Regions from separate parts of the Homo sapiens genome. Here region 1 is linked to region 2. A link is a loop called in an ENCODE intact Hi-C map of the cell type or tissue named here. Cell type or tissue: OCI-LY7. All regions are shown on one strand. Each heading gives the region's core, and the rest is flanking DNA. Links, peaks and the distances in the headings are about the cores only.

The links. Hi-C counts contacts between places; a loop is a spot of excess contacts. Peaks named below come from ENCODE experiments on the same cell type or tissue, not always from the same donor. Only the 100,000 strongest peaks of a DNase experiment are listed, where the experiment ranks them.
Region 1: it touches region 2 in a loop (5-fold over the local background); 4 of 110 quality-filtered maps call a loop at or near these places.

What each region holds. Positions count from the first base shown.
Region 1 is chr5:43,599,426-43,601,925 of GRCh38, forward strand. The region is part of intron 1 of NNT-AS1 (NNT antisense RNA 1); the gene reads right to left. Among named protein-coding and RNA genes, the nearest start is that of NNT, 2.5 kb to the right of the region's middle. RefSeq lists an enhancer at 1,779-1,948 and a cis regulatory region at 1,864. In OCI-LY7, for the core only: a CTCF peak has its summit at 1,424; no DNase peak of the experiment used is centred there; H3K4me3 peaks cover 735 bases; H3K27ac peaks cover 261 bases.
Region 2 is chr5:43,007,199-43,012,865 of GRCh38, forward strand. No RefSeq gene overlaps it. Among named protein-coding and RNA genes, the nearest start is that of FLJ32255, 17 kb to the left of the region's middle. RefSeq lists enhancers at 131-983, 469-518, 2,987-3,487 and a silencer at 959-1,048. In OCI-LY7, for the core only: CTCF peaks have their summits at 1,285 and 1,490; DNase peaks (open chromatin) are centred at 553, 793, 1,043, 1,523 and 1 weaker place; H3K4me3 peaks cover 2,500 bases; H3K27ac peaks cover 2,268 bases.

The DNA of each region.
Region 1 (2,500 bases), core at 1-2,500, 590 kb after region 2:
TAACTGGCAAATCCATCCCTCTTCAAAAAACAAAGAAACTTCCCCCCAAAGACCCCCAAAACCCTCTTTACAGTGTGTTACCCTTAAACACACAGAATGCCCATGTAGTGGGCTGAATAGTGTTCCCCCTCAAAGTATCTGTGTCCGCCTTTATTTGGAAATACAGGCTTCGTAGATGTAATTAGTCAAGGATCTCAAGACAGAAACCATCCTGGACTTAGGGTGGTCCTTAAGACCACTGACTGGTATCTTTATAAGAGAGAGGAGAGGGAGGTTTGGACACAGGCACATAGAGAAGAAGGCAATGTGAAGATGGAGGCAGAGATTGGCTGCATTTATAAGCCAAGGAACACCAAGGACTGCCAACAACCAACAGAAGCTCTGGCAGAGGCATGGGATGGTTTCTCCCTCAATGCTTCCAGAAAGAATCCACCCTGCCAACCCCTTCATTTTGGGCTTCTGACCTCCAGAACTGTGATAGAAATGATTTCTGTTGTTTTCAGCCACCCAGTTTGTGGTAATTTCTTACAGCAGCCGTAGGAAACTAACATAGCTTCTATTCCTCACCAGCTTCCCAGACCCCCTAAACTATGATTACACAGATAATTTTTTTTTTTTTTGAGATGGAGTTTCACTCTAGTCACTCAGGCTGGAGTGCAATGTGATCTTGGCTCACTGCAACCTCCACCTCCTGAATTCAAGTGATTGTCCTGCCTCAGCCTCCCAAGTAGCTGGGGTTTCAGGTTTCAGGCACCTGCCACCATGCCCAGCTAATTTTTGTATTTTTAGTAGAGATGGGGTTTCACCCTATTGGCCAGGCTGGTCTCGAACTCCTGACCTCAGGCAATCCGCCTGCCTTGGCCACAAAGTGCTGGGATTACAGGCATGAGCCACCGCGCCCGGCCAATTTTTTATATTGATTTAAAAACCCATAGGTTTTTGTAATTGGTACTTACATGAATATGCAAAGGACAATATTCACAGTAGTATGCCATGAGCTAGTTTTTTAAATGCTCACAGAAATTTCAAATGCAAACTGGTTTTACTTATGTAGCTTAAACAAATGCCAATTGTTGAACTTTGTGCTGGCTCTTTAATATCAGTTCTCTTTTTTCTTCCAGTTAATGTTGATTAGCATCAGCTCATTTAGTCAGTTAACATTTATTTCCTAAAATCAAACACTCTTGATTGGTCAGCCTGGGAGAAGAGGGCTAAGATTAAGGTTAGTGATGGTTCCCTTAAAACCTGTCGAGTGTCTGCATTGTTAGACACACTGAAATCTAAGAATCCCATCTCTCTGGGGCTGTTCACTTTACTAATAATTATTTATAAAAGGGAAGCTGAGACAATAAATTGCCAATAACCATGTAACATAATAACCACAATGAAAAGACATTAAAGCTACCTTTTCTGTAGCCTGATTTTACCTAGATGGTGGGTTTTGGTAACAAGCCATCACTAGAGGTCAGTTTTTGATTACATGTCTTCTCAGGTTCAGCCTATGTTTTGATTTTTGGCTACTGGGCACCTCTCTGGTTTTTAGGCTTTAAAGCAGATCCAAATGTTATATTATAGTCTTGTAAATGTTTCATCCTTTTTGCTTCTGATAGATTAGAACTCTAATTATTAAAAACTATTTTTAAGCATTTGTGACTACAAAAACTCCTAAACTTCAAATGGTTTAAATTTTGATGTTTATTTTAATTTTAAAATATTTTAAAAATTATTCAATAATAGAACAATCTGTAATGAAAACTTACACATATGTGAGAGGTACTATTTTAAGATGAGAGTTTGCAGGTCAAATTAGTCAGGGAGGAAAGAGTAGAAGTCAGAGTGGGAAAGGCCCTTAAAACTTAATAGGGAATATCAAATCTCTACAAAAATTTTATTCAAGACAGTGTCTAAGACTTAGAAGCAACTAACTTAAAAGCAAACTTTTGGAACTTAATCCTATTTTCATTGGGGACTCCGTTTATGAATAATATGCTGTAATTATACGTAGAAGCTTAAGGACTGAAACAGAGCATTCCAAATGACAAATGTTTTCTCCTGAAGAAATGGCACCCAAATTATGTTGTACAAGTAAGCGGAATAAAATAATCATATGCTTGTTATTAAAATTATCATATGCCTAACATTCATGATTTTCAAAAGTGAAAAACAGTATGTTATCTTTGAGTTTGTTTTCATGTGATATAAATTTATAAGCAAGTCAAAATTAAATAATGTACTGAGCATTAATTTAAGCCAGGATTTTTCAGCCTCAGCACTATTGACATTTGGGGCTGGATAATGCTTCGTCGTGAGGGGCTGTGTAGTGTGAGGTGTTCAGTAATATCCCTGGCCCCAACCCATTAGATAGGTCCCCTCTCCAATTGTGACAACCAAAATGTCTCTAGACATTGCCAAATATCCCTCGGAACTAAATTGTCCCCAGTTGGGAACCACGAATTATTAATCCCTAAAAGACAAAGCAGCAACTCCTGACCCCTACAAA
Region 2 (5,667 bases), core at 1-2,500:
CCGAAATCCCTGGATAATGCGGCCCGGAGAGTGGGGAGAAGTAAACATCAATTCTTCCCCAGGAGGGAGGAGAAAGCCAAGTGCAGCATCCGCGGACGTGGCACTGCAAAGGACGTCTTTCCTAAATATCCAACCCTCGGGGTTCTTCCTTTGCAGGAGTCTGTTCTTTTTGCCCCGTAGCCGAACCTAGGCAGGCAGCGTGGGGTGGAGTTGGCAAACGTCCTGCAACCCATGAAGAGCCGCTATGGTACCACTAGCGGTTCTAGGACCCAAAAACTAACGAAACTGCTCAGGAGAAGCTGCAGGCTTGACCCACCAGAGGTGCTGCCACCGAGATCAATTCTGCTCGGACGAATGAGCGGTGCTATGACTCAGAAAGTGCCAGTCCGAGGAACCAGGGATACTGGGACATAGTGAAAGGAGTTAGCCAGCTTTAGGGAGACTGTAAGGGAAGGGTCCCCAGAGAACCTCCGACTGGTGTTTTGTGCAGATAAGGGAACTTGCACAAGGGACTTGCCTAAGCATGCCTGCTGCGGATTAAGAGCGCGCATGCGCACTGGGGGAATGGGATGGAGCCACCCGGGATTCTCGCCTTATACAAACAGGGAACCCAGCCTCCTTAGCTTTCATATAAAAGCCTTTGTATTCAGCCGTTAAGGAGCAACCGGCAACCTGCTTTCAGGACCCTTGTTTTTTATGAGAGCTTTCGTTTACGCTTAATAAATTCTACTCCACTCACTCTTCGATATCCGCGTGCCCACTTCCTCCTGATCGTGAGACAAGGACCCGGATATAGCTGAGCTTAGAAGCAAAAATCCTGCATCAATAGCAAATGCGGACACTGAACGACTAGCGGAGTACCCAGCGGCAAACTTTAGTTTTTGGTGCAGTTAAGGTATTGCCACTAAGAAATCGTCGTCTCTGAGAAATATCGAGGCTTGGAAGGTTGTACAGTGCTTCCACCGAGAAAGCACCTACCCAATGAAACGCCTGTGGCAGAAAAACCGAGCCCAAGCCCTTCCAGCGAAAGTGCTGAAAGAGCGCCTCCTCGGCCAATCACTGGGCTGAGACCGTGAGACAGCCAGCCCGGGGAAAGTGGCGGCGCTAGGAGAGGGGAAGCGTTACCACAAAGCACTTCTGAGTCTTGTGAACAAGAAACGTTCTGGGTTGTTTTGTTTTTGAGAAGGAGCCTCGCTCTGTCACCCAGGCTGGAGTTCAGTGGCGCAATCTCGTCTCATTGCAACCTCCGCCACCTGGGTTCAAGCATACTGCCTCAGCCTCCCGAGTAACTGGGATTGCAGGCACGCGCCACCACGGCCAGCTAATTATTGTATTTTTAGTACAGACGGGGTTTCACCCGCTGGCCAGGCTGGTCTCGAACTTCTGACCTCGAGTGATCCACCCGCCTCAGCCTCCCTAAGTGCTAGGATTACAGGCGTGAGCCACAGCGCCCCGCCGAAACGTTCTGTTGTGTTCAGCGCTTCCAGCGGTGCAGCAGCCGAGAAAACACTGAGTCTCCGCTATTGGCGAAAGTGCTGATGCGAAACTGCTGGCTCGACATAGGCACAGAGCCGCGGAAGAGAACCCTAGAGACCAGGCACCAGCTCTGCTCCCCGACTCACGGGAGAAAGCTAGTTAGTAGGAAGCTGAGACATGATACTCAAAATCAGTAGAAGAAATTATGCCACATTTACTCTCCTGGGGAAGGCAGTGGGTAAGAAAAAATAAAATACATAACATTTACATAAAAAATAAAATAAATTTTTAAAGCAAACAGAAATGAAAATAAAATACACCAGTAACCTCGCTCCCAGAAAAAGACACATCAAAAAAAATTTTTTTGAGTATACAAAACATACAAATAACCCTACAAAGAAATTGCAGTGTTGAACGATGCGATCCTACGGCTATATTTGTATTAGCACTAAACCTGTGCCTCTTGCGCCTATTCGAAAATTCCTCGGATTAAGAAGAAACAGCCATGGCTAAACCGGTATTTGCGACACCAAAAAGTTCCTGTAGCCTAGACACCTCAACTTCTGCATGAGTGAAAAATCACAAGCACAGCCAGGGCGAGAATCTCTATTGTGAAATCACACTTGGTATGACTAAAAGATTTCAGGCACTGCTAAATTTTTTTTTTAATTACATTCTCCAGTACCCAGATTTCTACAAGACTTAAAAACCGTACGAACGGCTATAATGGGGGTTCCTATTACAAAACAGGAACTTGCAACGACTACGTAGGCACGGTTAAAGCCAGCATTGTTACAACTAGAAATCGAAACTGGAATAAATCTCAACTTGCTACGCTAAGAAATAGCTAAACCCTGACTTGGTCAGACTAAGAAATCGGGAGTTTGAGAGCAGCCCGGGCAACATGGCGAAACCCCGTCTCTACAAAAAATTCTGGGTGTGGCGATGGGGAGCCTGTAATCCCAGCTGCTGGAAAGACTGAGGCGGGAGAATTACTGGAGGTTGCAGTGAGCCGAGATCGCACCACTGCACTCCAGCCTGGGAGACAAAAATGGACAAACAAACCAACAAACAAAGTTAACATTCTGAATAGGTTTATCAACATAAAGACACTGCTAGCTAACATTGGCTAGCCTCTCTAGATCTGCTAGAGATGTTTGCCTTTCTAGATCTGCTTACCATGCTTCAGTCACCTCTATGTTGCAAGAAGTAACCTGCATGGACTGCACTGGAGAGCTACTTTTGCTCCCAGGATTCTGATTGAGTTTAGGCACTGAAAGACACCAGCTGTTCAGAGATATGGAGTAGACCTTGCTTTGTTCCCCCTGGGCCTCAGTATATTGAATTATTTTACCTGAAGTCAAAATTAGGCTGCACTGCGGCTCCAACAGTTCCAGCAGACACAGGGAGGGCAGCACTGAAAGGGCAACACTTCGTCCTGGACATCTCAAAGTCCAGCCCCCGGTGATCCCGGCAGCCATCCGCCAGACCCTCTGAGGCCACATCTGCCTCACTTCTCAACTGAGCCATCTTCCCAGCATAAACAGCCGCTGCTTCCTCCTCCTCCGCCCTCTCCTCACATCCCCTGTGAATCTGAAGCCTGCAGGCAGGAAAAAGCAGCCCTTTTTCCCTCCAACATCCCCACCCTCACCTCTCAGGAGTAGAGTGTGCTTAGTGCGCCCCCAGCCCTGTCAGTTCTTCCGACTCTTATTCCAACTCGGGAGCCCTCCCAGGCGCCTATCCTAACTGGACCTTAGGGACCTTGAGTCTACTGAAGCCAGGAAGCCCACCCCTTGAAAACCTCCGGTGACTTCACAAGGATACCCAGCCCCTAGTCGGGCAAGAGACCATTCTCTGGGGAAAGAAAATTCTGTGGTGGCTTGTAGGTTCCTCTTTCTTTTCTCTGACCTCTTTTCTCAGTTCTGCTCATTTCACTCCTCTAGTGGGAAGACCTCAACCCTCCTCTCCCTTCCTCTACCCACTGTCAAGGTACACACACACACACACACACACACACACACACACACACAGACACATCCACCTGGGGCTGCTCGACGTTTTCCTCCTCTGTCTTCCCTGGAGTCTTCCCTTGTCTTTCCTGTGCAGCAGAAGGTGGATGGTGATTCTCATCCACCTTCAATGCCCTATACTCCCCACACGGAGGAGACACATTGGTGAAATAGGATTGATTTTTGTCCCCTGGTGGACCAGCAGATGTCCTGGTTTCTGCCTCACACACCAAAGGAAGTGCTTGACTGCTTTTTTCAGCTTGGGTTAACCTGCTGATCCATCAGCATAGCTTGTTACAGATATAATCCAGGTTATGTACGTGTGCTGGAGACAGCCACATGCCACCCTGGAAGTCCCTCACGGCTCTTCCTGGTCTTCTTTTCTCAGCCAGGAGATAGAGGAAAAGCGTCAGTGGGGCTGGGAAATCAATGACTGCCTGAGTTTCCTAACTTCCACATCACTTCTGGAGCCATGCCAGTTAGGGATCTCACCAGTCCTTTAATGTGCCCTGGGGGAGACCATTGTAATAGCACTTGAAATCCCAGAGACAGCAAGGGTCCCACTGAAAGCACCTGGCACAGTATTCTCTGGTAGAATTTGGAATCCAGTTTTCCATTGACTGTTGTCAATTTTGAAACCCAAAGAAATCAGCACATGTGCTGCTGCTCTTCTGGGAGGTCCAGCAGACACAGGGTCAAATTCTGTAAAATAGTTGATGAGATTTATTGTGAACCAAATGTGAGTGACCATTAGCCCATGAAACAGCCATCAGGAGATCCTGAGAACATGTGCTTCAGGTGGTCAGTGCACAACTTGGTTTATATATATTTTAGGAAGTCATGAGATCAATACATTTAAGGTGTTGTACATTGGTTCAGTCCAGAAAGGCAGTACAACTGGAAGCATGATCTTTCAAGTTGGAGAGGTTCAAAAATTTTATGATTGGCAATTTGTTGCAATAACTATTATCTCTAGAAAGGAATGCCTGGGTTGCCATAAGGTGTTCCAGAGACAAAGGTGTCGCAGATGAAGCCTCCAGGTGGAAGACTTCAGAGAGATAGATTGTAAATGTTTCTAACCAGACTTAAAGAGTCTGTTCTATCAATAATTTTAAAAGAGAGGAGAATATAATGAGGCATGTCTGACTCCCCCTTCCCAGCATGGCTTGAAACTACTTTTTCAGTCTAACTTTGGAATGCCCTTGGCGGAGAAGAGGGGTCCATTCAGATGTTGGTGGCAGGGGGCTTCAAATTTTATTTTTGGTTTACAATAGCAATGAAGTAATAACCACATTCAAGTTTAGTAAATGAGTGAGCCCTCATCTACTATGGTTATGTTTGTGTCCTGGTCTGAAAACCAATTTTTTTTTTTTATTGTTTTCTGGAATTATTCCTGGACATGAGGACTCTACCTGTCAGAGTTCAGTTAGGAAAAGAAACCAAAGCAGCCCACACCGTGAGAGCCAAGCTAATGTGCTGCCATCCCACTGCCAAGCCATAACCAGAATGACTGTTCATCTTTTTATTGCCTCATGTCCCACTAAGCCTGCCTACCATTGTGACCCTGTTGGTAAGGCAAATTTAGAAATGGAGGTTTTAGGAGTCCAGGCCCACAACTCAAGGGAGGAAACAAAAAGGCATAAATGTGCCTAACCACGAAGAATAAACACAGTAAAATAATAACTAAATGTGTTTTAAAAGCTAAATTTTAAAGATGTTTTTTTGGGTGGGGGAGATGGAGTCTTGCTCTGTTGCCCAGGCTGGGGTGCAGTGGCGGGATCTCAGCTCACTGCAACCTCCGCCTCCCAGGTTCACACCTTTCTCCTGCCTCAGCCTCCCAAGTAGCTGGGACTACAGGCGCCCGCCAACATGCCCGGCTAATTTTTTTGCATTTTTAATAGAGATGGGGTTTCACCGTGTTGGCCAGGATGGTCTCGATCTCCTGACCTTGTGATCTGCTCGCCTCGGCCTCCCAAAGTGCTGGGATTACAGGCGTGAGCCACCGCGCCCAGCCTTTTTTTTTTTTTTTTTTTTTTGAGACAGAGTTTTGCTCTTGTTGCCCAAGCTGGACTGCAGTGGCGCAATTTTGGCTCACGGCAATCGCTGCCTCCCGATTCAAGCGATTCTCCTGCCTGAGCCTCCCGAGTAACTGGGATTACAGGCATGCGCCACCATGCCTGGC